Regions from separate parts of the Mus musculus genome. Here regions 1 and 2 are each linked to region 3. Evidence: chromatin loops called from intact Hi-C (ENCODE). Cell type or tissue: left cerebral cortex. All regions are shown on one strand. Links, peaks and the distances in the headings refer to the core of each region. The heading gives the core; the rest is flanking DNA. Region 1 overlaps Large1 (LARGE xylosyl- and glucuronyltransferase 1). Region 2 overlaps Large1 (LARGE xylosyl- and glucuronyltransferase 1). Region 3 holds the start of Large1 (LARGE xylosyl- and glucuronyltransferase 1).

The links. Peaks named below come from ENCODE experiments on the same cell type or tissue, not always from the same donor. Only the 100,000 strongest peaks of a DNase experiment are listed, where the experiment ranks them.
Region 1: it touches region 3 in a loop (7-fold over the local background); 13 of 42 quality-filtered maps call a loop at or near these places.
Region 2: a loop joins it to region 3, with 2.1 times the contacts of the local background. A loop is called at or near these places in 2 of 42 quality-filtered maps.

What each region holds. Positions count from the first base shown.
Region 1 is chr8:73,003,765-73,014,164 of GRCm38, reverse strand. The region is part of intron 6 of Large1 (LARGE xylosyl- and glucuronyltransferase 1); the gene reads left to right. Among named protein-coding and RNA genes, the nearest start is that of Mir28b, 7.5 kb to the left of the region's middle. In left cerebral cortex, for the core only: a CTCF peak has its summit at 6,457; a DNase peak (open chromatin) is centred at 6,446; H3K27ac peaks cover 279 bases.
Region 2 is chr8:73,285,610-73,296,009 of GRCm38, reverse strand. The region is part of intron 1 of Large1 (LARGE xylosyl- and glucuronyltransferase 1); the gene reads left to right. Among named protein-coding and RNA genes, the nearest start is that of Large1, 63 kb to the left of the region's middle. In left cerebral cortex, for the core only: no CTCF peak of the experiment used is centred there; DNase peaks (open chromatin) are centred at 3,563, 5,099 and 5,921; H3K27ac peaks cover 553 bases.
Region 3 is chr8:73,344,550-73,354,949 of GRCm38, reverse strand. Large1 (LARGE xylosyl- and glucuronyltransferase 1) reads left to right here and starts at 1,410. Exons shown (of 15, transcript NM_010687.2): 1 at 1,410-2,484. In left cerebral cortex, for the core only: a CTCF peak has its summit at 4,374 (motif pointing right); DNase peaks (open chromatin) are centred at 2,932, 3,526, 4,076, 4,440 and 3 more places; H3K4me3 peaks cover 4,085 bases; H3K27ac peaks cover 2,480 bases.

The DNA.
Region 1 (10,400 bases), core at 1,629-9,628, 340 kb after region 3:
GACAATTTTCACCTCTGGGTGACACCCTTCGTGCTGCACTTCATTCAGTTTTGTTCTCAGAGCAAAACAATAGCTGCCACTGTCTTCAGATGGTCACTCTGCTGCCATTAATTTGTCCTTACGATTTGGTTTTCCAAACAGGATGGCCTAAAATATTTTGGTTTTCCATACATTGGTCAGAGAGAATCATTTTGAAAGACAATTTCACTGACATAGAATTTTAAGTAACCTATGTGACCATGTTTTTAGATGAATTATCAAACATAGCATCTTGAACACATGAGCGTATCTCTGACTCCACTCTAATTCTACTAATGTCACAGGAAGGAACTAAAGGAAGATACACGTTGAACAGGTCAGAGAGAATGAGAACATCAGAAAAAAGCACAGGAGAGAGGTGAAAAGAACACATATGGGAAGCACCAGTACTGATGAGGAAAGAGAGCAGACAACACAAGCCACTTCCCCACTGGGATTCAAGGCAGAGTGTGGACTGCCTAATTTTACTGAACCCAGAAATGACTTAACAGGAAGGGGCTGCATAGACAACCACATATTATAGGCAGACCTATAAAGAATCAGAAGCCTGCTTTCTGCTCATGAATCCTGGCTAAAGTTCATCTCCATGCATGCTGTTTAAGGCTTTCTCTGTTTATACTATATCCAATGTAAAGAGGCCGGATTTCATTTCAATATGAAAGTTGCAGTTCCATTTTCTCTTTGCCTCACCCTCACTGAGGAAAGTAGAATCCAAGATTTTGATGTCTTGGGGTACATTGTACCCCCAAGCCCATCTAACAAAAACCAGTTTCATGCCCATTCTTCCAGGCTCTGAGCTACTGGACCTGGAACTCTGAGAACACAGCATTTTCAGCAGCTTGTGAAGTGACTGAGGCTGCAGGTCAAAAGAATTTTGTTCCTGGTGGCTGTTGCCTGCTGCCGTCAGCTGCATGCGAGCTCCAATTCCTTGCTGGACATTGTGAGGCCATAGTGTACCAGGCTTTCTCCAAACCTAGCACCTCCTACAGAGGAATGAGCTAAAGTCTTGTGGGGTGTTCTTTTTGGGCTCCTGAGTTCTTATTATGCTGATGTTATCCCTTTGTTGTCTAAGCTCTGCCAGTGACAGTGGGTACTCATAGAATCTGCATACCTGCAAATGGCTCTTCCAGAAGGACCCTGCTTCATGGCTGAATTATGGGCCAATGAAAATCCAGGACTTACTTCATCATCATGTAGTATGGGATAGTGGTACAGGTAGGGGAGAGAACAGCCTAGAATATCAAACAAACCTGATGTTAATAATCTGGGAGCTGAAACAAACAAACAAACAAAATCATTCATAAAACATATGCTCAGCAATAAAAAAGTGGACACCTGAAAAATGAGGAACAATTTTAGGACTTCTTTTTCTTTGGAGTTATGTGTATATACACTTGTACATGCACAGTTATATGTGCGCACATGTGGAGACCTGAAGAGTTATTCTCTATTGACCTTTCACAGTTGCCTGTAACTTTACCAAATAGGTGAGGCTGGCTGGCCAGCAAGCCCCAGGGATTTTCCTGAGGGCTCCCTCCCCAGTGCTGAGAATACAGGTGTGCCTACTATACACAGCTTTCTAAATGTGAATTCTAAGCATTGACCTCAGATCTTCCTGCCTTAAAAGCACTTTGTTGACTGAGCCATCTCCCCAAACACAACTTTAAGAAACTAAAGGAGAAATTTGAGTTTCAAAAATGGTCAAAAGTCAGAGCAAGGTAGTTTGCCATCTATATACAAATTAACTTAGGGTTGTGATCAATAAACACAGTTACACCTAAAACCAGAGCATCAGGTTAGTGAGATGGTTCTGGGGATAAAGGCTCCTTGCCACTCAGCCTATTGACCTGAGTTTGATCTTTAGGACCCACTTGGTAGAAGGAGGGAATTAATTCTTGCAAGTTGACCTCTGACTTTCACATACATGTTATGTGATACACACACACACATTGAGCTCCGAGGTTCAAGAGAGCTGTTGACTTTAAAGACTCTGTGAGCCTCCATCTCTGAGGGAGGGACCCACACACTCCCTGAGGCAGCCAACCACCAGCTTCCACGGAGGTGATGATAGGAGGCAACCTACTATGTGACAATCTAATTGAAAAGAGGAAGGTATTACAAATAGAACTCACTGTCATAAAGAGTCCCGTCATTGTTGCAGGCATGGACAGAGCCACCCGCCAGCTAACTATGCTAGTAAAATTTTCCAGCAGCTATTAGAATAACTTAGAATTATCCAAATTCGTATAGGTATCTATAGAGACCAAACAGCTCTTGTCTTTGCAAATAATATGAGCATCTGTTGACTGCCACTGCTGAAAGACTGAAAGTCCTATGTGTGTACACATGCACATATGTCTGAAGTTGATGTCAGCTATTTTCCACTGCTGTCCTCACTTTCTCTCATAAGACAGATTCTCTCACTAAACCCAGAGCTCATTACTTGGCTAGAATGACTGACTGGATCTTCAGGAATCTACCTAGATCCACCTGCCCAGCACTGGAGCTACATACATGACTATACTCACTTTCTTAAGTGGCTGCCAGGATCTGAACTCATGTCTTTCATGTGCTCACACAGTGACTTTTTCTTTTTTTTAGTGTTTTTACCTCCTTTTAAAATATTCAGCACTTTGGCCAGATAATTATACTTTCCATCAAGAGAAGTCCCAGAGGAGTAATGAAATCCTAGTCTCTGTTGAAGAGTTGTCATACCTGTTTTTGGACCTGCCAGTCATACTGATTTCAGACAGCTGATAAGAATGGTTCAAGTTGGCACTCAGGTTTATGGGAGATCTGTGATCTGTCACTCATGACACTGACTAGATGAAGAAAGTGACATGTAGGAACTAACTTTCCCAGGGTAGTCTAGTCTCACCTTCCAACTGCTATTGTAGGGCATCACAGCACTGGAAGCCCCATTGACTTATCTTTATGGGGTGCCACAGGGCACCAGCATGTAGCCATGTGTATTTCTATCCATCTGCATCTGGAGCATCAGCGTTGGTCAGTATTAGGAAAGTACGGTTGTAACTTTGAGTTGTTTTTGGTTTTGGTTTTTTTGTTTTAATCCCTGAATGCAGATCTTTAAGCTACTTCAGTAGTGATGCAGTTGCCACCTTGGCTATTCCTTGAGATTTGAGACAATCAGCTGAAAACTTCATGGTAGTCTCTCTGCAACCATGACTGCATTTCCATCATTGTACTTGGTGTGTTAGCCAACATTTAACTGAATGGTAGATTGATGGAATCATTGCATAATTGATTAATTTATATACAAAGAGAACAGAAGGAAATCTTAAAAATGGAAAGTCCTCACTCCCAAGAGTAAAGGAAAACAGAATAAATCCATGTCATTCTTAATGATTGAGATGGTTTTTGTAGTATATTGACTCCTGCTCTGTTGTCCCCCAGGTATCTCCCCAATGTCCACCTTGTACAGCGTTCCCTCAAATCAGGCAAAATTGTGCTCTGGATCTTGTACAGCCTTGGAACTTTTATCTTTTGTCAGAGACAAATAGATGAACCACATAGCATTCTGGATTTATTCATCAGATTTACTAAAAAAATCCTATGTCTGTAGTGAGTTCTGCCTGTTCTCTGGAGTTCATTCTCCTGCCTAAAAGCCTGGCATGGCCCAGCCTTCTGCGACCTGTCACCATTGCTAAAACGGACCCCCTTATTTTGTTATATTTTGTTATTTCATTTTTGAGATACTGCCTCACTTTATTGCCCAAGGTGGCCAAACTTGTAACTCTCCTGTTTCAGCCTTCTACTCAATGGGACTATAGAAAGAAGCCACTCTATTCCTCTGGCTTAATGCCCTCTTGAAGAGTTTGTGTTGTTCTTCCTCTTCTTTGAATTCTCATATATTGCAGGATAAATGCATGAGGAAAAAGGGACATGCCCTGCATACAGTATGTCTGCCAGAACTCTTCCTGGAATACATTATCCATATAATGTCTGGGTACTGATGTTGGCTCTGGATCCTAGAAAGTATTTCATTTAATCTTCTTATATCTAATTTTTTAGAATATCCCAAAAACCGATGGTTAAGCAGTAGATCCTGGTGTGACTACTGGAAATGCTTAACAGTGGATTAAGGGCCTTTTCTGACAAATGGTACAGAGGAAATCATCCTACCTCATTCTCCAAAGTGGTAAAGTTATTAATTAGTTAAGTTTGCGTTGACTCTAATAGTTAATATTTCAAGAGTTGTACATTTTACTGAGCCTTTAAGTGTTTTATTAGCAAACCACAGTTCTTATTTATCTTTACAACAGCTTGATTGGAATGTAAGTCACAAGCCATAAAATTCATTTTTTCAAAGTTTATAATTCAGTGGATTTTAATGTGCTCAAATACTTACTTGAGCAAGTAACATCACCAAAGTTAAAAACATAGGAATGACCCCAAAAGACAGACTTCATATTTGTGAGCTGTCTCATTACTCATACATACACACAAAGGCACACATGCACATGTCTGTATGATTTTCAAGTTCCAGTATTTCAGATAAAGAGATCTCTCTGATATGTGTTCTTTAGTGACTGCTTGTATCTAGTCTAATATTTTCAGAATTCATTCGTGTAGTAACAGTTTGTTCTTCATTCTTTTCATGGCCAAATGATATTCTATCTACTCTGTGCTGATGCCACCACTTTTAATGCTTTTACCAACCGATAGGCTTTTGGGCATATTGTACTGTCTGACAATTGTGAATAATGTCACATGAGTATTTATGTCCATAACTATTGTGTAGGCATTCATTTCAATTCTCTAGGAGTTGGATTGCTAAGTCATATGATGACTCCATTTCAGTTTGAAGAATGGCCAAACTGTTTTCTAAATATCTGCCTCACTTGCAGTTGCTGTTCATGCACAAGGAATACAAATATATTAGATACCAATACACTGGCTCTTCCTCTAATGGGGCTTCTACACAGGTAAGGAATACAGAGAATGTTCCTCTGTACCAGTTCAGAAATACCCAGGGGTCATTATTGCTATGGAACACACCCAGGATAGAGGGTGTAGGGGTATCCTAGAAACAGATGCTGTTGTTTAGACACAAACTGAGGCAGGAGGCTTTTTTATAGATTATAACATATTCTAGTCACAGAAAAATTATCCCTTGCTTTTTCTTTGTTTAGCACTATAGGGCAGCATTGTCCTTCTCATTTCCAGTTGAACTCCAAACCTCAGCTGCCATTCTTCTTGAGACCATCTCCCAGTGGCATGGAAGCCCCCACAGGATGGATCCACCCAGAAACATTATCAGAAAGTCAATGGACTTTGTGCTGCTTTCCCTAATTGTCATATTCTCTACTGAGACTGGAATTCTCTCACATATGGCATAATGGAAGGAGTCCAAACAAGACATTAACATTTTAACTGTGCTAAGCCAGAAGATCTGTGCAGCAAGTTAATAAGTGTCAAAAGTCTCTGTGATTGAAACTCCAGTGGCATTTTAGAAAGAACTTCCCAGGGTCCCTCTTGCCTGATTTGTTCTTCAGCAAAGTCTCCACCAATAGGAAGTGTGATGGAAAACAGGTCCTTTTGCCCCTCCAGGGCCTGAACTAAGCCTTTGCTTTCTGGTTGCCTTAGTTATCTCTTTTCAACCTTTTCTTGTAAGCTTTTATTGATACCAACAAAGCAGGAAGACCTAAGCAGCTTTCACAGTCCTCAGGGATATGTGGTGTGCGCCACTTCTTCTCAGTGTTGGAATGAGAAGATTGACCTGGTGGCTGCAAGGCTCCAGGACTAGAAGACTGTCATAGGGAAAGAGACGGATGGGATGCCAGAGTGAGTGTAGTAGGAAAGCATGACAGATAAGTCTTTCTAAGGCCTGAATATTGGCTAGAAGCTTCTTTTGTTCAAGAAATGAGATTTTTTTGTTGTTGACCCAATACTTTGAAAGTGGAGGAGATTTCAGATTATGTTTAAGCTAAGAAAGTGGCTCACTGAGTAAGGTGCATGCTTACATAAACATGATGTGCTGAGTTTAGATCTGATACACCTACATAAACATCCAGTTTGATCCCTAAACTGCTTACGTATGTGCACACAAACACACACACACACACACATGAACCCAAATACATGTGCATATACACGTGCACATAAAAAGCTGAGTTGCTTTTGTTTTGTTTAGTTCTCAATCTTCAACTTTTAAAATGTGGAATAACTTTTGTTTGGTTAAAGGATCAGTAGTAATCATAAAAATAGCAGCAAGTTAGAACAAAGCTAGGAGAGAAACAACTTCTTTGCTGCTTTTAATATTAGAAGTAAACTCTTAGGGTCCCTGCAACCTGGAGTCTGGGTGTAACCCAGGCATGTGTGGGACAGGAGCTTATGATCTGTTGGGTTATATCAGATAACTGGCTCTGCCTGTAGCTTGAGTTTTAAGGGGGACATTGCCGCCTTCTGGTACAAGAGAGTAAAGCATGAGTATCTCCAAGTAAAATTTCCACTCTCTCTGCAATAGAAACCAGGCCATCACTCTTCCCTCTGGGCATCTCTTCACCAGCGTGACCATGAACTTCCTACATAGGGTCAACTCAGGGACATGCATATTTGACCTAGATCTTTATTTTATTAATCTGCAGGAAGTCAGCATGCCTATGACATGGTATCAGGCTGCTCAAGTTACCTGTCTCAGTGGAATTCCCATCCTGTATCTACATGTGTTACAAATGTGAGGTGTTTGTTTTTCTGCCATTTATCAAAAGAAATTAGAATCATAACTCACTGTCCTGGGGTCACTTCATGGATTTTCAGCCCCACACTGCCAGCCCCAGTTCCCTCCTGGCTAGGACTCCTATACTGACCAGTGGCCCTTAAATTGGTGGCCTTGGGGCAGGGAGTGGGGGTTCTTGAAGCAGAAAGACTGTGTTAAATGCTAAAATGATGACCACCAGTGGAGTAGGGTCTGGATGCCAGAGCCGTAGTTTTTACTCACAGTCTGCTCATTGCTGGCTCTATAGCCTTTGGCTGGTGACTGATCTTGTTAGGGGATCGACTGACTCTTATGTAAAATGGAGGTACTTGAGCACGTTGAGCTTGATGAATTATTATGCTGTTTGAGACACAGCTCAGGAGGAAGCATCATCATCCTGTCATCACATAAGTGCCAGCCATTGTTCCTGTGCCTTAGCTTAAAGCTGAACATTGTCCTGTTCTTTTATTGTCTTCCAGTTGTATTTCTCCAGATCACATCTGGAGCCCCACTGAATTGGGAATAAAGATCCTTAGAGAAACACAAGTTATTAGGCATGGAAGCAGAACCAACAGTGAAGCTGGACTTACAGCCTCTGATAGTTCTGATTTTGCTCCGTAGCCATGCTTGTGGGGATCTAGAACAAGTAATAAATCTTAAAAAAAGACTTAAATTTTTTTTCATGTACTTCAAGTGAGCAACAGCAAAAAATCCAAAAGAAGCTTTGATGCATTCTCAGCTCAGGTCCCATAGGTCTCACAGCCCTGACCCTGACGCTGGTTGGGACACTGGGCTGTGGTCTTCTCCTTATCCACATACCTCGTCAGCCCCTGCAAAGTGTTGTCATACCAGCACTTGCATGCCTCTCAACTTCCTGCTTGCTTGCTCATCCTCTTGAAGATTATGTCTCCAGACAGCCATGCCATTCCTCATTCCTTGAAGTTTCCATTCAGATGTCACCTTAGCAAAGGACCAGCAGTTTACAGTCTTTACATTGGCTTATCATTTGCCTCTGTACTCACCCTTGGAACATGTCAGCTCTTTGGGGCTTACAGAGTACAGTATACAGTTGATGCTCAAGACTTGTAGATGCACAGTATTTGTGGGTGAGCAGTACTAGTGGGTGCACAGTATTTGTGGGTGAGTAGCACTTGGGGGGTGCATGTGCTAAGGGGCTTATTACTTAGAAAGACAGATCAGGTGGCCTGGAAAGCACAAATGTTCACACACTCACACCAAATTTTGTATATGCTTAGAGATTTTAAGAAATGACATAACTTTTTCAGATCAGTTTTACCGTTTCAATTACCTCCAATGTTATGTGAAAGTTCCTTTGCATTACTTGAAATGGATCTTTTTTAAACTGGTCTGGACGGTGTGATATATATATATATATATATATATATATATAGTATTTGTGGTTTGCATGTAAATGTCCAGATGACTGATGGTTGCATGAATCTCTTCATGTAGTTACTTCTTACCCAGCTACCTTACGTCATAGAATGTCTATTAGAATATTCTGCCTCATAAAAACAAGTTGTTTAGCCAGAGATGGTAGCTCATTCCTGCAATCCCAGCACTTGAGAGGTAGTGGTAGAAGAATTGAGAGTTAAGACTAGCCTCGGCCACATAGCAATTTGGAAACTATCCTCAATTATAAAAGACCCTGTTGCAAAGAAAAGTATTTATCTTTATTATTGAATTGTAAGACTTTTGTATGTATCTTAGGTATAGGTTGACTATCAAATATATATATACATTCCAACATTGCCCCCCCCCACCATCAAAAGACAATCAAGTTCTCTATTTCTTAGAGCCCTTTCAGGGCTAATGCTCAGTGAATGTCTTAAGTCAAGACACCAAGCCCTCTGCTTGCATAGCACATTCCTCTATGGAATTCTCACTCCTGGAATTGGGAGAAAGGCCACACCGTGGCCTGGAGATTACACTCGAGACCTCTTCCTCTCTGCTGTGGCTTTTGCAGACCACAAGGGTGCCAGTTTCTCATCTGTTACCTTTTCTCATTGACAGTAGCCGAAATGAGCCCAGAGCTGCCCTCTACTATGCTGAAAATACCTTGTAGCTGCACAGCTTTCTATTGTCTCTTCTGTCACAAAATTAATTCATTTATTCAGTAAACATGTATGGAGTTCCTGTCATATGCCGAGTACTCTTCTAGACCTCACGGTTTACTGCAGCTAACTACAGATGACCCAACTCCCTACTTTCTGGAGCTGGCCTTTGTTAGGAGGTCTGAGAGGAGGGGCGTGGTATGCAATGGTATGACAGGACTTGTCATCTGTCCGTGGTGACCTTCGCATTTACAGTGGTAAAGAACAATGAGCATTTGGACCCAAAGCCTAAAATTCTAACACCCAGACCACCCAGTTAGAATCAGAGTGAGGAGCTTGTGGTCTGAAGTCACACTTTGGGGTACTATCCGGGCTCAACTCTATTCAATAGTGTCTCCAGTGAGATTTGAGTCCAAACTCTACCCAGGGACCACCTCATAGGAGTATGGTTTCCTATGAGTACACACCACACCTAAAGCATTCACCACAGTTGGTATCCACATTGTCACTCTTAGTGAAGCTGGGCAAACCACTTTTCCTGGCTCTTGAGTGTCCCCCTGTATAAAAGAACTGCTGGTGACAGCTCTCCATATTTCTTTTTCTGATTGAATGAGCATCACACCTAGGCTAGTTATGCCTTTGCTCTGTGTAGTCTGACCCACTAAAATAAGGCTATGCATATTTAAGTAAGTGTGTATGTGTATGCATGCACTCACAATGACACACATATTGTGTATATACACACACATACATGTATGTATGTGTATGTTTAAATATGTATGTATATTACAATTTAAACACATACACCACATAAATTGAAACAAGGTCATTATTAGCTTCTCGGTCTCTAGATTTTCATTTGTCATTGCCATCGCATACGTTGGGAATGTTGCCAGGTAAGAAAACTTATTTCCTGCCCTTCAAGCTCCAAGCTTCTGCTACTCATTATTACAGGGAGACTATACCTAGTTTCTTCTTACAGGTATGTTTGTTTTATTTCTGTTTGTTCTACTTCCAGTTCCGTGGAGATAAAATACGCTGAAAGTAAGGAAAGAAATGGTTTCTTATAGCTGACAATTCTGGGTTACAGACTGATGACAGCAAGGAAGTCACAGTAGCCGGAACTGAAAACAGCTGGTCATATCACATCCACACTTGAGAGCAGAGAGACAAATGCATGCATGCATTCTTAGTGCTCAGCTGCCTTTTTCTACTGTTATATAGTTGAGGGTCCCAAACCAGGGAATGGTGCTGCTCACTTGCAGCCTGTGCCTTCCCTTATCGATTTAAGCAGTCAAGGCACTGCCCCCTACAGGCCAACCTGATCTAGGCAGTCCCTCATTGAAATCTGCTTTTCTTTCAGGGTTTCTCTGTATAGCCCTGGCTGTTCTGGAACTCACTCTGTAGGAAATCCACCTGCCTCTGCCTCTGCCTCCCAAATGCTAGGATTAAAGGCATGCAATGCCACTACCAGGCCTAGCTTTTCTTATTACCCTGAAATTAGTCTTGATTACCTTTAAATTATTCAAGATTGACCACCATGCAAAGTGGTTTCTTCTTTCATTAAT
Region 2 (10,400 bases), core at 1,186-9,185, 59 kb after region 3:
AGTCATCATTCCCCATTTTCAGTCTTCTGTAAAGTATAAACACACTATAAATATGGCAAAGGATTAGAAAAAATGATAAAGAAAAAAATTGGGTATCTAAAATGTAGAGTAGAGATTTCTGAATATCTGCACCTAATAAGCACCCATGTGCTAATATTGTGAGCTTGCAGAGTAGAGGACCACTTTAGCACATCATTTCATCAAAAGTGAGCCACAGATGGCTTGATTTCATGTTGGTTACTCATGTTTCTGGCTTTTCTCATGGGACTGCTAATTGGCCAGTGGACATCTTTGCTTTTCAGCAAGCTCCTGATCATGAAGCAGAACAGGCACACAGTTGCTTGTGAGGGAGTAGGGATTGGGGTGTGGTGGCAGGGTGGTTCTCTGTCTTCTGGCCACATTCAGACATGGTTGGTTGTGACTGCTGGTAAGGACTGTGCTTATACTTAAGCTGATGAAAGAATGAGATAAGATGAAAAAAATTGAATCATATCATACTGGGTCTTTGGCCTTTTTTTTTCTTCTTTTTTTTAAAGCAAAATGTGGGACTGTGGAGATAGTTTAGTAGGTACAAGTTCTTGCTGTACCAGCCTGAGGACCTGAATTAAAATCCCAAGAACCCACGTAAAAAAAGCTGGGCATGGCTGGAGTACCTGTAACTCTAGCCCAGCAGCTCCTGCCAACCATCCTAGTATAAAGAGTAAACATTAGGTTTAGTAAGAGACAGTGTCTCAGGGGAGTGCTAGAAGAAGACACCCCAACATCACATATATCACAGGAAATTCCCTCCTCTCAATGATGAAATGTAAAACAGTGAACAGTAAGGATTGTTTGCTCTCCTGGCATGCAATCTTGGTGTATAACCAAGAAAAGTGGTTGGGACTTTCTAAAAGACTAGATTCTACAACATGTACATCTATCTGGAATTCTAGTGTATGTCAGGAGATCCCTGGTTTACTTTTTAATTAGCAGCTCTGTATTTTTCTTCTCCACTGTTCTGGGCACATGTTTGCTAATTTTTCCAACTTAGAGCTGAGTAAAACACCTGCCCCTACCCTATTCTGAGTTTACAGGTAATCATGGCCATGCTGCTCATACTTTTTGAAGAGCTCTCACCCTCTGAACCGTCTCCTCAGCTCTATATTTTGTTTAAAGGAACAAAAGAGCCTAAAGGCCCAGCATGAATCTATTTTTTCACCAACGTTAGCCTGTGAAATCTGCTTCTTATGGAGTTCTGATCTTAGAAATAGTAATCTTGAATTGTTAAATAAATTTCTGAGTGTTCATAGTTATGTTGAGGGCTGCTAAGAGTAATAATATATAACTGTATAGATGTGAGATATTTTGGAAGGTGAGTAAGAATGTTAAAAATGATCATATTGATAAAGAAAGACTAAGCCGTTGCAGCCAGATGTGTGTCTTGAAGGGATGTAAATTTGATCAAGATTCTAGATTCAGCTTCCAGATGACAGGAACCAGAGAGGGCAGCAGTGTATGTTAAATAAATACTTATGACCCAGATTATAGTGGGCTGGGGTTTTGTTCCAAAATAATTCTTGAGAGAAAAGTGTAAAAAGACTGAGTAGAGCAAAGGTTATGCCCAAAATGGTTATGGTCCGGTCATTTTTGATGTCTAACCTAGGATACATAGCAACTCTCTTCTGAATACCTTTGACCATTTCCCTTTTCCACTTCTTCCTTTGTCCTTGCTTTCTTCCTTTTCTTCTCTCTTGACTTAAAAAAACAACAGCAGCAGCAGCAGCAGCAGCAACAAAACTACATTATGTGTGATTTGCCTGCATATATGTCTGTATATGCATGTTTGATACCTGTGGAATGTGGAAAAATCATTGGATACAGAAGGTGGTGAAACTCATATTGGGTGCTGGGAATGGAACCTGTATCTTCTAGAAGGGCAGCAAGTTCTCTTAACTACTGAGTTATTTTGTTATTTTCTTCAGTCTCTGGTTGACATTTTTGTAATAAAACTTTCTAATGCAATAATGTAGCCTATGGGAGCTAATCTTGGCTGTCAACTTGGCAAATCAGGAAAGACAGGAAGACACAACCACAGTTGAGAAATTTCCTCCTTCCAGTTGGCCTGTGGGTTTGTCTTTGAGGGGATTTTCTTGACTAATGTTTGTGGGAGGACCTAATCCACTGTGAGGTTTGCACTACCACTATGGGTCATAGAGGAAACAGCTGAGCAGAAGCAGGAGAGGAAGCCTGTAAAGCCGTGTTCCTCCATGATCTCTGCTTTGGTTCCTGCCTGGAGCTCCTGCCCGGACTTCCATTGATGATGGACTATATAAGCTGAATAAATCTTTTCCTCTCCAAGTTGGTTTTGATTATGGTGTTTGTCATAGCAACAGGTTATTGCGAAAGAGCTATGCTTTTTTGTTTTTTTTGTTTTGTTTTGTTTTGTTTTTGTTTTTTGTTTTGCAAAGATTGTGACAGTAGTTGGAACTCAGTCTGGAAAAGTCATTGAGTGCTCAGACCATAACGAGCCTTTGTGGGAGATTTGAGGATAATGCTGAAAGAAATAAACACGATGATGCCTGGCCTATAAAGTTTCAAAGGGAAGCCACGGACTCTTATCAAGGTTGTTTTCCTGGTATTTTGAACTAAGAATCTGTGGATGTGAACCCTTTTGTGTTTTGCTGGGACAATGGAAGCTGTTTGTTTGGGGTTGGAAAACAGCTATGATTAATAAGGGGCCCATATTATTGAGGTGCAATCTTCTGGGAAGTATTTCCTCAGGGTCATCACACAGAAGATATGGTCAGTAGGCGTGGAGTAAGGTTGCTCCTGGAGGTGGCGCAGGACTTGTTGAATGATACGTAGGCATCTTTCATGTGGGACAGGCTTGCAGGATGAAGCGGTCATTTGGAGCAGCTGAGGCTTTGCCATTGTGTGGCAGAGTCAGAATCTCCCTGAAGAGAGGCTTGGGAAACTAGGACAAACCTTTTTCTTGGCTCTGCCTGATAAACAGGCAAGGTGAGGTCTGTCACAGGTAATAGCCTGAAATAGTTGAGCTTGATGTGACTGATGTTATCTGACAATGTGACTTCCTAATATTGTGCCCTGCACTTCCTAGATTCTGGGGTTGGGGGCCAGGGTAAAGACTCAATCAATAGGATCCAGAATTTTACAGTTGTGTTCCAGTCCTGTTTACCTCTGTGTTTTCTGCATTAGAACTTCCCCCTAGGATTTTGTTTAAACAGAAAGAAGTTCCTACTTTAAGAAGAGGAAGAAAGAAAGGAAAGAAGAAAGAAAGAAAGAAAGAAAGAGGCAGAAAAGGTAGAAACTACCCTCTGACTATATAAAGGAGAAAATGGAAGACCAGAGAGGAAAGAGAACCAGATTCACCTAGGAGGCAACTGCCTGTCCCAGCCTCCTGGCAGCTATTTCTGATCTGTTACCCCAATCTGTAGGCTTTTAGCTTCCTGCATAGGCTCTATGCATTCTGCACTCCAGGCTGCCTTTCCCCTCTAGCCAGAACTGCTGAACTCCTTCTCTGCCCGAAGCATGCCAGGAGGAAAGTCCTTTGAGAAGTAAGTGCTTGCTGTGTGCTGCGAGCCCCCACTTTGCTAGTTTTTAGCTCGTGGCCCTGCAGCTGTGCCAGATCACTTCCAGCAGAAGACAGCCAAAAATTGCAAATTTGGGAAATGAACAGTCTCCTTGGGAGTCCACATGGGCTGGAAGGCTGTATATTGAACATTTAATCACTTTTAATGCTTGTTTCACCTGCTGTTCATCCATATTTGCCTTCAATAAAACCAAGCAGCCTAGAAGAGCCTCAGGAGAGCCCATCTTTCAGGGCCAGGAACAAGCACCTCCAGAGCACAGTGGGAATCCAGGGCTATAAGGATGTTCTGGTAAGTTGGAAGGTTTTCCCCTAGAGCCAGGTAGCCATCTAGGAAAGGAAGGGGTGGGGTAACCTAGAAGAATAAGGGAGGGTACTCTCTTTTTCTTATAGGCTAGTGTTAGACCTTAAATTTACTTTGTACCCTAATCTGCATGGTGAGGTTTGCTTCCACTGCTAGTATTTTTTTTTGCTACAGATTTGGCCTGGTTAGAGGGTTGGGTAGTGGTGGGAGAGGCAGTCAGGGTGGAGGAAACCACTTTCTGTGCAGCTTGAGTTAGCCCTGCATAAGTGTTGGACTTGTGATCTCACCCCACTTCCCCTGCTTACTTCTTCTGAAATGTACTTAGAGCTTTAGAGTACTACCTTCAGAGTCTGGTTGCTCAGCATTAGGAGACTCCTTAGAGCTGAGCTCAGGCCTGGCGTCCACCCACTGGAGGCATTGTTAACAACTTATATCTTTAACGAGTACTTGCTGTATGTTAGGAGTGGGTTCCAGGGATGGCAAAGACCTAGTCCATACTTACAGGTACACACTCTAATAGCTCTTAACAATGATAAATAAGAATGACTGGTCAATTTTATTGAGTCTTTGCTGCTTGCCAAGCACTGTGCTAATGATTTGCCTGTGTCTCATCATTCCTGTACTCTTTACAACAATCAGAAGGGAAAGCTTTCATTAGTAATCACGTTTTACAGATGGAGCATTGGGGTTTGAAAAGAGGACATAGCTTCAAGAGGTCAGGGAGATGGCAATGAGCATAGGCCAAAGACAGGAGTTATGCTGGACAGCTGTCTGCAGAAAATATTCTCTCCACCAATACGATGCTGCCTTGTATGGTGGAAGGAACTTGCTGTGGCCGATAAACCAATGGGGAAGGAGAAGAAAGTTGGCCTCTTGAGTGTTGTATTTATAGAGAAAAACTAGGAGAGGCTTCCCAGAAGAGATGACTGCCTACGTTTAGAGTGCATGACCAGGAGTATGCTTTAAGGGGTCAGCAAGAACCCAGAGTAGAAAGCACAGGCCTGTTTGGAGATCTGAAGGTAACAGTCTATGCTGGGATACAAAATAGGAAGGAAGGCATCCACCATGCTGGGGAGAACTCTTAAGAGTAGCATCCAAACTATCTTCCAATTCCGTAGTCACTAGCCACCTGTGACTCCTTTAATGAATTAAATTAAATTACATTAAAAATCTGCTTCCTTGGTCTCTGTGGCCACATGCAGTGAATGACTACTGAAGTGGAGGGCCCCTGTGTGGAATTTTGTGTATTGTCCCCAGAAGTTCTATTGGACAGTACTAGGCTGACTCATTTCCGTACTTGTCACACATCTGCTAGGCTTCACTTGCTGTTCCCTGGCTGTCAAGAATGCAAAGTTCCAGGGGATTTGTTCTGGTGGGATCCTGTGTACTGCCTGACTATCCCTGCAGTGGGGGATTGGAGTGTGTGTGTGTGTGTGTATTCACACATGTGAACAATGTGCACTTGCTCCAAAGGTGAATGTTAGTGAAATTTTTAAAACAGTACTTTTCAGGTCAATATATAAAGCAATCCCCCAAATATATCATTTTCCCTGTAAGCTTGAGAGAGCTGCTAGTTTCATTAAAAAGGCTGTGGTAAATCTATTTTTAATTTTATTTTTTTATTAAAAACACCTTACTGCTCAAGATCATAATCCCTAACTGAATAATAGGTGTCATTTTAGAGTTTCAAATAGCCAGCGCAATGCACACGCTGGAGCTTCTTAAGAAATGGGATTTGGTACTTTACATTATTGTAGGGACAAAAATAGGGCAAAAAGCTTTTCCTTTCTACGTCAAGTACAAGATTCTGACTTTGCACATGGTGAGAAGCCATTTAGCAGTATAAAAGGGATTTTTATTTAGATAATGGTAACCTTGTTTGATTTTACAAACTTTGTTTTGTAAGAGGAACCTGACTCTCTTTGAAGCCCTGTAGGCAGTTGTTAAATATTTCAGACTTTATTTGTGGCCAAGAGATTCAGTTTGAAAGACTTGTGATTCACTCCTACATTTTGAAATGATTCGTCACTATTTTGGAATCTGTGATTTCTGTTTGAGTCCTGATTCTCTCTGTCTCCTTATATCTGTGGCATCTCTTGATGTTCTAGCTTAGCATTCACTTTTGCTCTGGATGGGCTGTGGTCACTTCCTCCCAGGGACTTAAGAGAAGATGGTACAGGGCTCTGAGAAGGACAATGATGATTGTTCTGTCTCGTGTTTGGCATAAGGATTACACAAGACCTGGTCAGAGTCATAAGATAGTGAGCTATGTTTATAAAGGAGGAAGGTTTTCTTTTGGTTCTCAGGTCAGCAATGGGAAAGGCATGTGGGCTGGAACAAGTCCTGTCCAGGTTGGTAAAATCACCTGGCTAGGTTTGCTCCTAACTCTGTACTGGGAAGCAGAGGACTCCAGCCAGAATCCAGGCTGTACTATATAACCTTTAAGGTCCACCCCAGCAAACTGACTCCCTTGTTTCCACTTCTCAAAGGTTCCACAGCCTCCCCAAACAGTACCACCATCTGGGGAGGGACCAAGTATTTAAACATGTGACATCCAAATCATAACAGAGAATAAAGTGATCAAGAACAAGAGTGCTGGGCATATCAGACCTTGTCTGACAGGGATTTACAGATCATAAGCCATTAGATTTTTGTCTGTTTGTTTTAAAGGGTAATTTAGGTTGAGTTTTCTCTCTTTGATGGAAAAATCTGCCCTCTAAGAAACTTCTCAAAACTAATTTAGGGTATCTGCCAGGGGGAGGCTTGGGTAGGGATGGAATTTATATATGCTGCTCACTTCTCACCTAGGGCTGCTGTAGGAATGCTGGATGGCAAATATCCAAAAGCATATTAGAAACAGTATATTACTGGATACCATTGAGAAAAGAAAAGGGAATCTCTTAGACCATATTTTTACTTTTCTTGTCAGAGAGTCCTAACAGTTTTCATTCATAGATCAAAGCTGGAGTGAGAGATTAAATTGTATTATTCTCAGCATTTTAAGAGCTAGCCTTCAAAACCAGTTTTATATGTATACTGCTATGAAATAGTCTTATAGTTTGTAAAGCCACAACAGACTATTAATTTTTAGGACCAATTTTGCTGTCGCAATCAAAATGCTTTATTGTGGGACTTCTCTTAATTTGCCTAGACTTTAAGGTTTTGGATGTTCACTTGGTGAATTTAGATGCCAATTTGGTGATATTCTTGTCAAATTACTTTAAAGCTGGATAGAATGTTAAGGCCGGTCTGTGTGGATGCATGCTTTTCCTATGTTAGTTAGCATTGTTTCAACCCTCTTCGTCATGGAAGCTGTTTCTCTGGGCCATGGATTGTCCCATAATGATTTTATAATCCATCAGTGAACAGAATAAACAGACTCCTAAATCCTATGCAACAGAGAGTGCTTGGACTTTGTATGAATCCAGGTCTCCCCTGCTCACTCACTGCAGCAGGTGATTGCCATGGGTCAGTAAGGGTCACGGTTCTCTACAGTGATGTATGTGCCAGGGCCTCATACCTGGCTGGCAGGCAGTAATCATTTTTCTTCTCACTCGTGTGAATGGGTTAGTTTAAGGCAAGTCATTCTGGCTCCAGGGGAATTAAGACTTTTATTAAATAATCAATGGATCCCTTCCAGCATTCATCGTCTCATTCTTTGCGTGAGTAATCTTGTTCTTAGTAGATGTGATTGATGCTTTTGTGATCTGTGGGAATCTTGGTATGAGTAGCTTATTCTCTGTTGATATGCTAAGATGAGGGCATTCTCTCAGCTCCAGTCCTTCTTTCTACTCAGCATGTGCAGTACAAGGGAGGACCATCCCTCAGGTGCCCAGGCCAGCACCCTTTTCCTCTCCCATGAGATGCTTTGTTTGTCTTCATGGTAGGCCTGTTGTCTGGGCTATTTCTGAAGCTGCTGCTGGAGGACTGGATGTCCGTGCTTCCTCCCCAGCATGACATGGATATTTCTGTTCGGAGAGTAGTTTATTCCTTTCATTTTCCTCCCTTCCTTGATGCAAATAAAAGCCATGGGGAACTGTCATGGCAAGATGGATGGTATTAATTCTATAATACTATCAGTGACATCTAGAAGCCTTCCAAGGAGAGACAGGGGCACTAGATACTACTCAGAAGAACTGCTGGCAGCTAGAGTCCACCCCTTAGTGGGATGTGCTGTTCTAGAATGTTTCTCAATTTAGCTGCCAAAGGTGTTTCATTAAAGCAAACTATTGATTGATTGATTGACTGATTGATTGATTTATATTTGAAACAGGGTCTCATGTAGCTCAGGCTCACTTCAAACTTATTTCATAGCTGAGGTTAGACTCCTGAGCCTCTTGTCTCAATCTGTCTAGTGCTGGGACTTTTATACAGTGCTAAGCATCAAACCCAGTGCTTTTAGTATGTTTGGCAAGCATTGTACCAACTAAGTCATATCCCTAGCTCAAGTAAACACAATAATAATAATGATAATGATAATAAATTGTCTATCCTACTGTTCTACAAATGAATGAAAATAGAGTAGAGGAGAGTCTGGCAGATATGGTCTTAGCATAGAATGTAAGAGAACCTTACATTCAAGTTGGGCGATAAGAGAGAATACTGGGTAGTGATCAAGAGCAGGAGTCTGCAAACTGTGAGCCACTTTGCCTTCCTGAGCTTTTACATTGTGAACAGTTTCAACACTGAAAGAATACTATTTTCAACACTGAAAGAATACTATTTTCTATCATGAGGAAATGACAAATGATTTAAATTTCACTGTCTACCAATAAAGCCTTGCAGGCCCATAACAACACATATTGCATCTTCTGTACCCATGTGCCTACCACTTCATTCAGCTTGCATAGCTACAGTTGAGACTGTACAGCAGGCAGAGCTTCAAGGATTTACAACCTGACCTTTTCCATAATGTTTGCTGACTCCTGCATGGATGTGTGGAACCTTCCTGCCCTAAGGCTACACGGAAAACGAACAACATTTGTTCAGTGCTGGCCAGGGCCACTATGCTGCTCTTTCAGGTGACTGTCCCCTTCCTTCAGTTGTCCTTATCGACACTGTGCTGCCACCTGTGGATGCTAGAGGTGGGCGTTCTCACCTGTGTCCAGTTTCCTGGGGTGGGGTTGACCTCTCTCTTGGGCTCAGGTGTTCTTAGTAACCCTCACTTGCTCAGGAAGTTTTTCCGATTTACAAAGGCTTTTCATGTCGCCGCCTTTGTTCACAGTTGGTTTTCATTTTTCACATGTTATCTTCTGCTGGTCTATTCCTATAAGTTAGCCCTTCTTAAGGGTGTTATGGACAGGTATATGAGTGTTTGTTATTACAAATTCACAATCTTGTTGAAATTTATTCTTTCTTCTATCTCTCTCCCCCTTCTCCCCACCTTTTCCTCACCCCCTGAAATCTATTCTCCTCTCTTCTCTTTTCCCCCCTTTCTCTCCCCTCCCCTCTCCTTTCCACTCCTTCTTCTCAGTGTTACAGAAAACCCTGTGGTTTTTGACATGGCCATCACAGGATTTCCCATGTTCAAACAGTGTTGATGGGGCCTGGCTGAGAATTTGTACCTTTTGGTTTAAGGGAGTGTGGGGGTTTGATTAGTAATGGCTTGTATAGAATCATGTGGTTGAATGCTTGGCTAGTGTGAAGTGGCACTACTAGTAGGTCTGGTTTTGTTTGAGGAAGTGTGTCACTTGGAGGTGAGCTTTGAGGTCTTTCTTATATGCTCAAGCAACATCAATGTGGCACAGTCTCATTCTGCCAACTGTGGATGAAGATGTAGAACTCTTAGCTCTAGCATCATGTCATCAGCCTGCACACTGCTGTGCTTCCTGCCGTGGTGATAATGGACTGAACCTCTGAAACTATACGCCAGCCCCCAATTAAATGTTTTTTCTTATAAAAGTTGCTGTGGTTATGGTGTCTCTTTACAGTGATAAAAACCTAACTAAGACAAAGAGGAAGACAACTGATAGAATGTCCATTTCAGACCCTGGAAGGTGTCCCTTGCAGTGTATTAGTACAAGAGTCTGAAGTCTACTGTTACTTCACTAATATGGTAGGGTATTGGCAAGTAATATACAGAGAATGAGCTATTCAAAAGCTAGAAACCTCAAGACAGTTGAGTTCATTCAGTTAGCAAGAACTTTTGTTCCTGTTATGAATGAGGCACTCTTTTAGAGAAATAGAGTTGTCTTGGATATTGTATTTCATAGTGGTACATATGGAAACAGACATAGACACACACACACAGAGACATAGATACAGACAGACAGACATAGACATATATACACAGAAATATTCTCTCTCTCTCTCTCTCTCTCTCTCTCTCTCTCTCTCCATAGTGAGGATTGAATACAAGGCCTTGCATGCAACAGTCATTTACTCTACCTCTGAATCTTAGAAATAATATATTTAAAAATAGATCAATGCATTGGTGCAAATAATCCAGTTGGTGGGATTTAGTAGGTGGTGATAGTAGGAACTGGCTAGTCTATCCAGGAAGTCTATTCA
Region 3 (10,400 bases), core at 1,216-9,215:
ATCAGGACCCCAGCATCGCAGTTAACTATTCCGAAGCAACCGCTACCTTCGGTTCGCATCCTCCAAGACTTAGGCTCCTACTGATTAGGTAAACAGCGCTGGGAACTGAGGGAGAGCCCCTGCTGGTGGTAAAAGGGGTCCTGGCTTCTAGAGAACGCAGGGAAGCCGAGAGTGTCGAGCAGGTCAAAGGACGGTCCAAGGGTGTAGGTATCAAGGCCAGAGCTGGGGATGAGGGATGGGATCAGAGAGGAGCTGGATCTTCGAATGCGAGATTAGAGTGATGCTCCACCTCGGGTAAGATAGTCAGCTCAGAGTCCCGAGATAGGAAGCCCTTTCTAAGGCATCCCACCTCTCTCCATCCTCCCCAGCCATTAAAAGACAGTGGGTGGGCTGCCGGAGGAGATAAGCGCAGGGGAAGACAGAGATTCAGTGGCTCCTACGGATTGGGGGAGGTGGGGACTCTGGGGGAAGGGGCCCCCAGAAGCCAAGGGACCTAGTTGAGGAAAAAACCCGGAAGCTGGATCGCAGTTTCGGAGCTCCGTCTTCCAGTGGGAGTAGACCGTCCGCTCTGGTCCTCTTTCTCACCCAGGCTCTGCTTCAGCCTCAAGGGAGGGTATTCTCCCAAGGGACATCCCATCCCCTTTACTATAACCAAATCTTTCCGCTCCTTCCGCAGTCCGGGCGGACTCTCCGCATCCTCACCTTCCTCATCAACATCCGGAGGCTTAGATGTCCCTTTAGTGGACGTTGAAAGCGGGGCTCTGAGCAAGAGTAAAATTAGAAAGGAGGTGCATCTATGCGTGTATATATGGACACAAAAATGTAGTTTCCTCTGGTGAGGGGGACCAGAGTCTTGCACAGGATTCTTGGATCCAGAATCCAAGCAAGATGATGTCAAACCGCTCAAATCGGGCCTCTTCACAGCTCTGGCTGCCCCATGACCGGTCAACCTAGGGGAGAGCCGCGTTCCCAACCGAAGGAAAAGCAGGGTAAACTTCCTACTTCCCCCCAAACCGTTATTTTGTAAAAGGAGTGGCACGGTGACCCACCCTGCTCGCAAACCGGAAGCAACAATTGCGAACTCAACCCGCCTCTCTTCACTCTCTTTCATCCAAATCTGGGGTAGCCGGAGTCCGGGAAAGAAGGGCGGGGAGCTCCAGCTAGCACCCTTTTCCCGAGACCCGGCCCGGGCTCCGGGCTCCGGGTGTTTCATCCGCCTGCGTTCCAATGAACCAAGGAGCGGAGGGAGGCGCTTGGTCGTAGGCGTAGCCTAGGCAGGGCGGGCACTAGAGACGCACATTCCTGGCGCTACCCATTGGCTGTCCATGCGATCACGGGGAGGAGGCGTGGCCCCGAGGCGGGCTCCGGTCCCGCCCCCGCTCGGAACCCAGCCCAGGATCGCGGTCCTTCCCCCTCGCCCCCCAGCTGCACAGACATGACACAGACACACAGTCACTGCAGCTGCCGAACGAGCCCGACGCTCTAAGCACGCGGCGGCGGCTGGACTAGCCTGGAGCTCCAACACCAGCGCCCGCCAGCGCGCTCCCACGCCGGTCCCCGCACAGCGATTCTCTCCCGGCCCCGCGCGGGAAGCGGGGATCGCGCGCCTGTCCGTTCGCGGCTCCAGGCTGCCCACAGCGTCTGCAGCGGACGAGCGGCTCCAAACCTGAGCGCTCCGGGAAGCCGGCGCGTCTCCAAGGTGGCGGCGGGGGCTGCCCGCCCGGGCTCCCCGCACCCATCGGGCTGCGTCCCGCTCGCGGCGCCCCGGCGGCCGTGACCTTCCAAGGAGCATCTATCCCGGCCCCGCGCCCCCGGTCCCGCGCCCCAGGCCCGGGCGAGGCCCTCTTCAGCGCCCGCTTCTCGCGGAGCCGCGGGCGGGCGGCGCAGGCCCGGGGGGTGGGGGGGAGGGTCACCGCAAGCAGCTACGGTCGGTCCCAGTGCTCGTTCGCCACGCTGGTCTCTCGGTCCGGCTGAGCTGCCTCCAGCCTCCTGCCTCCTGCCTCGCCTCTTCTCCGTGGCTGGGGCTGCCGGTGTACTTGCCTGGCCGGGCCGGTTGCGGGCAGGCCCTGCCCTGAAGGGGTTAAGCGGTCAGGGGCGCGGAAGGTGAAGCCGGCAGAGCTGCGGCTCCCCGTTTCTTCCTGGCGCTGGTTTCCCGGATCCAACCCAGGGCGGCCCCCAGGCCCTTGCCCATGCGAGGCGCCCAGGGCTTGGAAGAGTCCTTCTGGCGTAGAGCAGCTCTCGGCAGCCGCCTCGGAGGAGGAGAAAGAAGGGAGAGTGCTCAGTCCCGGCAAGGCGGACCTTTCCTATTGATATTTGGAGCCCAAGGCTGTCCCGAAGTCTGTGCTTGGCACCGTCGGTCGGTCGGGTTAGAACAGCTCCAGCTGGGATCTCCACCAGGACCCACTGCACTTAGTAGGCGTCAGTGGCACCACGCGGTTCAGCTCTTTCGGAGTGTACCTCTGCCTGGATGTAGTCAAGGCCAAGGTAAGAGCCCTGATGTGCGAGAGAACCATCGTGGGAACGCTTTAGTGAGCAATGCTGGACAACTTATCCAAACCTGTGGCTGGTACCCGGTGTGCTTAGGATGCTAGTAAAAAGGATGGGCACACCGTTTCTGACTTGGCTTTGAGTCCCGGAAAAGCAGGAGGTGGAAGACCCCAATCTCTAGTGTCCCCAGGATCTGTCTCAGGGCCTGACATGCTCTTAGGTGTACAAGATATTGATAGGCAAGAGCGAGTTGGTGTGTGTGTGTAGGGGGCAGGTTCTTAGTAACACCTGGAGGTATTGTTTTCCCGCCACCCTGGGACCCTTCCTGCTTTTCTTCGACGTTCACCTGCCTTTTATGATGGGATGCCCAGAGAACTTTCCAATAGGTTGAAAAGAGGCCGGGTTGGGTGTATGCATCCACATTTTCCAAAAGCTCTTTAGGATAAAGTGGTTGGATGGCATGGATACCCGTGAGGGGGAGTCCCAACCAACATACCTGGTCTGTCCTGTTACACTAAACTTCTTGTAGTCATCAGTGTCTACTCAGAGCTTCCTGTAAATGTCATTGCTTCTGGAGGTTGGAATGATAAGTATGTTTATCATGAAGTTATACTGTTCATCGCCTTGAAATGCCCCCGCTCTGTAAGGATAGTTCTTTCTATAAGCTGTCTTTACCAGTGTGAGATTTATTAAACCTGTGCACTTCTGGACTTTAAATGGGTCACTTGAGAGGGAACAGATTGTCTTTTGCTGACCCAGTCCATCTCCTGGGTGACCCTTTTTAATAGGGATGCACTGGTTTGGGTTTTGTTTTTTGTTTTTTTGTTTTCCCTGTTCCAGTGCTGATGTACCTCAGTTGAGTAGGTTTCTGCTGAATTCTGAATCTGTGAATTTTGTCACTCAGTCCATTAAAATGATATCCCGAGGGAGCAAAAGAGCAGCTTACATTTTCTGTGAATGTCACAGGAAGTTTACTGAGTCTTATGTAAGTGTCTCAAAAGAGAACTCATACTCTTTCTTCCTTTAGGGCGACAGAGGGAGGTTGGAGGGAGTGGCACGCCACCCTTTCTGACACAGGCGGGCACCCAAAGTGCTTTCTTATGAGTGGAGGCAGGCATCTGAGGCTGATGTTTCTTTTTGCCTCTCCTGCCTTCCCACCTCAGGATTCACTTTGATAGACTCCAGATTGGGAATGATATAAATTAGGAAAAGAACAGTGGTGATTTCTTTTCTCGTCTCTCACAAATGGTTGATATGAATCAATTACTCATCTGTGTGTTGGGACCTTACTGGAGCAGGAAAAAAAAAAAAAAAAAAAAAAGCAGACTAAGAGAAAACTTCCATGAAGGTTTCACACATCTCTTGGGTATTTTCAAAGAGTGCTTTTCCTTATTGAAAATTGCTTGAGGAGAACGCACATTTATGGAGCTGGGGTCTGTTAATTTCAGAACGGAAAGTGAACTGAAGGAAGGATCTGCACAGAAGGGCAGAAGCTATGAGGATTTAGATGTTAGTGGATTTGCCAAAGAAAGGAGGCGAACTCCCGTAGGAGAACAGGGAGGCTTCTAAAGAAGACATTCCCACCAGTGTGGGTGAGCACAGGCTGCCTGCAAGTGTGGGCTCCCAGTGCTTCAAGAAATGGTCTGAATTGTGGACTAATATATTTTGATGTGAAAGGATATAGATTCTTTTGACTTTTAAGTTGAAACTGGATGAGCTTTAGAAATAAAATCAAAGGTTTTTATCCTCTCATAAGTTATGAGAATACTTCTTGTCTAGGTCACCAAGGTTTTTCTAGGATCTGTGTTCCTGAGCTGTTCTTTAAAGTCAGTGCTGGAAGGCAAGAGTCTGCTTTTCCCAGTGTCTCTCTCCATCCTTCAGCCGCCTACAGGACACTAGGGGGAATTGTTTTCTATTCTGTCACCAAAGCACAAAGACCAGGAACAGATGCTAGAAATGACTATGGCTTGTTGTGAAAGCTCATGATCGTAAGTTTTTGGTACTCAGTTTGTGCTTGCACTGTTGAGTGGATGGTTGGCCTGGTTTATTCTACAATGTCATGTGGACTGTGTGGGTGTTAACTGCAAAGTGTTAAGGGAATATCTGGTAAGATTCAAATACAGTGGTTTAAGTATATAAGGGCTATACATTTTGGGAACATTGGCTCCTGTAAACTGCCTTTTTAACATTAGTTCATGCTAACTTTAAATTCCCTAATGGTGCTGGTAACTGTCCTCCATCCCCTTTGTACTTCTGAGGACCAAGCCTCATGATTGCTGAGTGAGTGCTCTGACGACTACTAAGATACATCCCCAGCCCCTCCTTTTTGGGGGACGATGTGGGGATGTGCTTTTGGACAATATAACTCAGTCTTCAAAAATAACACTTCTTCAGGACATTTCTGAAATTAATTCCATTAAACTTAAATTTTCTTGCTGTCATACCCTTAAAAGTACATTCCTTACACAGATAGTAACATAGTATTTGACAGTGTGGTTGGACTTAGATGTGCTCTCCATTTTTAACAGCGTTAAATCATTAGTGTCTGGGATTCCTACAGCAGAATTAGAAGATAATTGTATTTCCCCAAAGATCAAAGTCCCTTGGCCCAGGTCTACCCATAGCAACTAGCTCTTATGAAAGACTTACAGGGGATGAAGGAAGAGTCTAAGAGACTGGCCATTCCAGCATACTGGCACTCAAAGGACAATTTTCACCAAGATATTGGTCCTGCTGGAGTCTTAAAAGCTTGATTTAGCATGTAGACTTAGACTTTGTTCAGAACCTGCAAAATTCTGCAAGTTGTTTCAGTACCTGGAACCCCAGAGTCTGTTAGATTGCATCTGTGACCTTTTACTCATAAGTATAGTGCATATGTAGGTAGTTTAAGGAGAATGGCTACTGTGGTCTAGGAAAAATGATCAACACAGAGTCTCATCCTTCTCTTAGGGCTTTAAGGATTGATCTTCATAGGTGCAGTAGGACCAAGGGGTAAGAGACTGAAGGAAGAAAATATTTAGGGCTGTGGTCCTAAGGCATGAAGGGAGGCTTATAAATTTGGGGAAATCCCTTTGGTAGGGGTGGCAGAAGAAGTTGAGGCAGAGTATTGGATTCTGTAAGGTCAGTGAGGCAGGAACAATGACAATTTGGGGATGTGGCTTTGCTTTATGTGCTGGGCACTGTGATGTTGATATCTGGAAATCAGTAGGTAGATTTCAGTAGAGTTAACTGTTCTTGCTTTTAGTGTAGCAAGTAGTGATTTGATTGATTCTGTTTTTTGTTTTTGTTTTTGATTTTTTTTAATGGCAAATGCTTTGCTCTGTGCCGAAGTCATAAGGGTTCTTCATTTGTCTCATTGGTGATCAGCTGTAGCAGGCAGCCATTCACTCCTGCAAGTTGTGTACAACTGTGCAGGTATGTTCAAAGGATGACTTTGAAGTTTCTACATTAGTGGGAGTAAGGAAGACAGCAGTGTGGAAACCCCAGTATACATTGTGTATGAATAGTCAGTGGAATGGCAACTGGAAAAGGAGAATTTCTAGAAAAGGAAAGCTTGGAGTCAGAAAGTTAGTGCCTTGACTGGGCCCCTTACTAGCAATTGTGCCTCAGTCTCATGCTCTATGAAATCAAAATGGGGCAAGAATGGTTGTTGGGCAAGTTCCAACAGAGGTAGTTGATTATCTCATATTACTATTAAACATAGACAGATGTTTTGGTGTCCATGTTTTTCTCCATAGAGCATTTTTCCTGTCCTTTCAAAAACTGCTAGCAATGCAGATGAAGAAAGGATTTCTTTTCAAGCCTAAGTCAGGCCTCTGTGTACATGAATGACATCTGCGGTTTCATGTGTAATTACACAGTAGTGGGAAAAAAAGGGCCCAGTTACTTAACACGTAATACAGTATGGCAAGGGCAAAGCTGCCTTCTGTTAGAATACATTTTATTTTGTATTAGCTCCAGATAGAGTTATGACTGTGCTTCCCACCAGAACATGGCTTCTGTATTATAGTCATTTCTATTTTCTTCTTAACTTTCTTTGCTGTTGGAATAGTTTTATCTGTAAATGGGAGTATTCCTGCATGTGTCTGACTACTTCTGTGTGTTGTAGTACTAAACTCTAGTGTTTTCCTGGGTCTTCATATCTGTCAGGGATTGGTTCTTAGGTCCTTACCCCTTAATACCAAATTCCACATATGTTCAAGCTACTTTTATAAGATGGAATAATGCTTGTATAGAAACTTAAAAAACCTCTAGATTATTTATAATACCTACTCCAATGTAGATGGTACATAAATACTTATTACAGTGTGATGTTTATAGACTAAATGACCAAATGAAAAAGTCTACATGTTTAGCATAGATATGATTTTTATTTTATATTTTATTTAAAGATTTAGTTTTACTTTATGTGTATGAGTGTTTTGTCTGAAAGAAAAGTGTACTATATGCATGTCTGTATCCCAGATGTCAGAAGAGGACACTGGATTCCCTGGAATTGGAGTTATAGACAGTTGGAAACTGCCAGTGGGTTCTAGAAACTGAGTTCAGGTCCTCTGCAAGAGCAGCAAGTGCTTTTAACTGCCATGCCATCTCTTCAGCCCTAGACACAAATTCTAATGCTTCTTTCTGCTGTTAGTTAAACCCTCTTAATCTGAGGGCTGATTGCATGTGGTCAGGAAGAAACTCAACAGTGGAGTTGTGCACTCCTGTCTGCAGGTTATTAGAGAGAGTGGAAAGTCAAAGTTGGAATTGTGATCTCCATAACCAAGTAAGTACATTTAATTTTATTTGCCTGCCTGCCTGCCTACCTACTTACCTACCAACCTACCTAACTACCTACCTACCTACCTTCTCTCTCTCTTCGTCTCTCTGTCTCTGTATCTCTCTCTCTCTTTCCAGGACCAAGTATATTAAATTTCCCTTCCCTCCCCTCCCCTCCCCTTCCCTCCCCTCCCCTCCCCTCCCCTCCCCTCCCCTCCCCTCCCCTCCCCTCCCCTCCCCTCCCTCCCTCCCTCCCTCCCTCCCTCCCTCCCTCCCTCCCTCTTTCTTTCTTTCTTTCTTTCTTTCTTTCTTTCTTTCTTTCTTTCTTTCTTTCTTTCTTTCTTCATTCACTTTACATTTTGATCAAATTTGCCCCCCCAACCCCTTAGCTCCCCCACCCCCCTGACCCCCAACTTCTGAGGCCTGAGAAACCTGCCCAGCTAGGGGAAAGGGATCAAAAGGCAGGCAAGCATCTTGAGTCTGAGACTCAGTCCACAGTCCAGTTGTTAGGGGACCTACATGAAGACCAAGCTGTACAACTGCTGCATATGTGATTCTTCCACAAGAATCCCTGAGCATTCCTAATGTTTTGCTGTGGGTTTCTGCATCTGTTTCCATCAACAGCTGGATGAAGCCTTTCAGATGACAGTTGTGCTAAGCTCCTGTCTGGGTGCTCCTTGTCCCCACAGGTGTCCTCTGGAGGGAAGGTGATAGACCTTAGGTGGACAACATGTAGCTTACCTCACGTATATTTAATTTTTTTAAGAGCAGGAGCCAAAATAGAGGTGGTAAAAGGTGTGTGTGTGCGCGCGCCTACACATGAGTACCTATATGTGTGCTTGTATTTTCTCATTTCCTTTGCACCCTCCATGCCTGCATTGAGTGGGGTCAGATTGTCAACTCAGGTTTCCTGTGTTCCTTGGATTCCAGGAACCATCTGTCAGTAAAGTATTGCTTATCTTGTACCTTTTAAGTTAGTGTCTCCCGAGAGGGAAAGGACTAACCTGAGCTAGTTTGTGGTAAGGTTTAGACTGCCAGGTAGGGTTTTTACCTTTCTGCTCTGAAATGGGAGAAGACTTAGAGTCAAAAACAGACTTGCTTAAAAAGAATGTCAGCCTTTGCTCTTGGTTACAAACGTCATAAAACCTCTCATACATGAGGCCATGAACATATGAGCAATCTCTTGCTTCTTGTATATGGTGCCAACTGGTTAATCCTGGAATGTTACACTAGTACTTAGCTACTAACTACTTGAGAAAGACCTGCATTGTGATAGAAAGAAAACAAAGCAAAAACAATGTAGTAGATAAATACAAGAGTTGGCCCTTCTGGGATCTTCTCAGAAGAAAGCCTTCCCATTTGACCTTATAGTGGAGAGGCTGGATAAAGATGAAAGTATGAAAGTCAAGTCAGGAAGAATATACCCTGACTTGTTGCTTCTGGATTCCCTGGGGACAGAGTGTAATGCTTATTGGAAAGAAGAAATCTCAAGTGCAATGTGATTCTGAGAGTCTGTTATTATTTTAATATTGAAGCGAAATGGGGGAGTACTATATTTGAGGAAAGTTTGGCATATAAAATCTTCTGTTAAAACCAAGTAATTTAAGATAAGTAATTGTTTGAGCTATGAAAAGATTTTTATTTTACAAAAGTGATTTATTGTGGGTCTCTGTTTAATGGCTGCTCCTTTATGGTATTTGAAATTATTTTATGAATACAATCCTGATGGACAGTTTTAGGAGACTCATTTGTTGTTAGGTAATGTTGGGGACTTTGAGCCATAAAATAGAATGTCTCATTTGATAGCCAACTAGACTTACCTGCCATGAAGCCCAGTATGGGATTTGTACAGAAAGAAAAGCATGGCTTATTTAAATGTTTGAGTTCACCAACTAAGTATATGGAACAAATCACTTGGTAAACTCACTGTTCCCAGGATTCTGATTTTCTTGTTATCTTAACTTTGGCTTTTTTTTTTTTTTTTTTTTTTTTTTTACTTAAATGTGTGTGTGTGTGTGGGGGGTGTACGCGAGTGTGCACACACGCACTCACGTGCTGACAGTTCTTTCACTGCCACAGTACTATCAGTTGTTTTGCGGTTGTGTGTCCCCCCACCCCCATCCCCAAGTACCTTTATCTCTTATCAAGTTCTCAGAAGAGAGTTTGTTCTAGGAATGGAGTGCAATGGAGGCGTTTACTCTGCAGAGGTAATTTTGGAATTGCAGGTAATCACAGGCCCCGGTAGAATGGAAAGTGCAGTCTCACCCATAATTTGAGCCTCTCTTGCCACATTATGGGCTTTGCTTTGGACAGGCAGCAGACATGGATGGAAATGGAGTCCTGACTACTGGCAGAGCTTTTGCCCTTAACAGTGCCTTTTCTGAATTACCAAGGCCAAATGGAAAGAAAGGGCTTGGCTAATCTTTCCAGCTCTCCATGGTAGCTCTAGAGTTTAGGAGGATTTGCATAGCACATGGTCTTGTGCGAGTTTCTTTCTTTGTGTTTTTTTGTTTGTTTGTTTAATTCATAAAGGCATCTGGTCTTGAGTGTTAGTCTGTAGTTAGATTGCTATTGCTTCAGATGCATTGATGTATATGAATAAGGTTAACATGTGTGGCTGACTAGAAGGCATCATTGCCTCCTTCCTTTAGTTTCCAGAATAGTTGTGTGGATCCTTAATAAGCCAAAAGTATGTACCAGTTTTGCTGACAGATACAGATTCTCATCTGGGAGAGGCATTTATTGTTCTTTGGAAATGCAGGTGGAAGGATAAGGGGTGGATTTTTTTCTACCTCTACTGTGGTGACTGGTTCTTAGTAGCTCTGCACTCCAGGAAGTAGTCAAAGTGTGTGCCTCAGATGATTTAGTAAATGAAAGTGTGGCCCTATGTTCACAGTTTGGTGGAGTGATCATGGAGGGGAGTTAGTTGCAGCAGACCCAGGTGTGACTGGATGAAGTTGGGCAACTTGAGGTCACTTCGTGGAACTTTCATTTCCCACCTGTGTTGGAAATTTCGGATCACCATAATAAGTTCTCTGAAGGCTTGTCTTTGTGTGTTTGACATTGATAACCTGGAATGGGCCCCATGTTCTTTCCTCGGAATATATAGAGATTTTAACTTGTTTGGAATGAAAATGGGTGTGCTCTTAAGA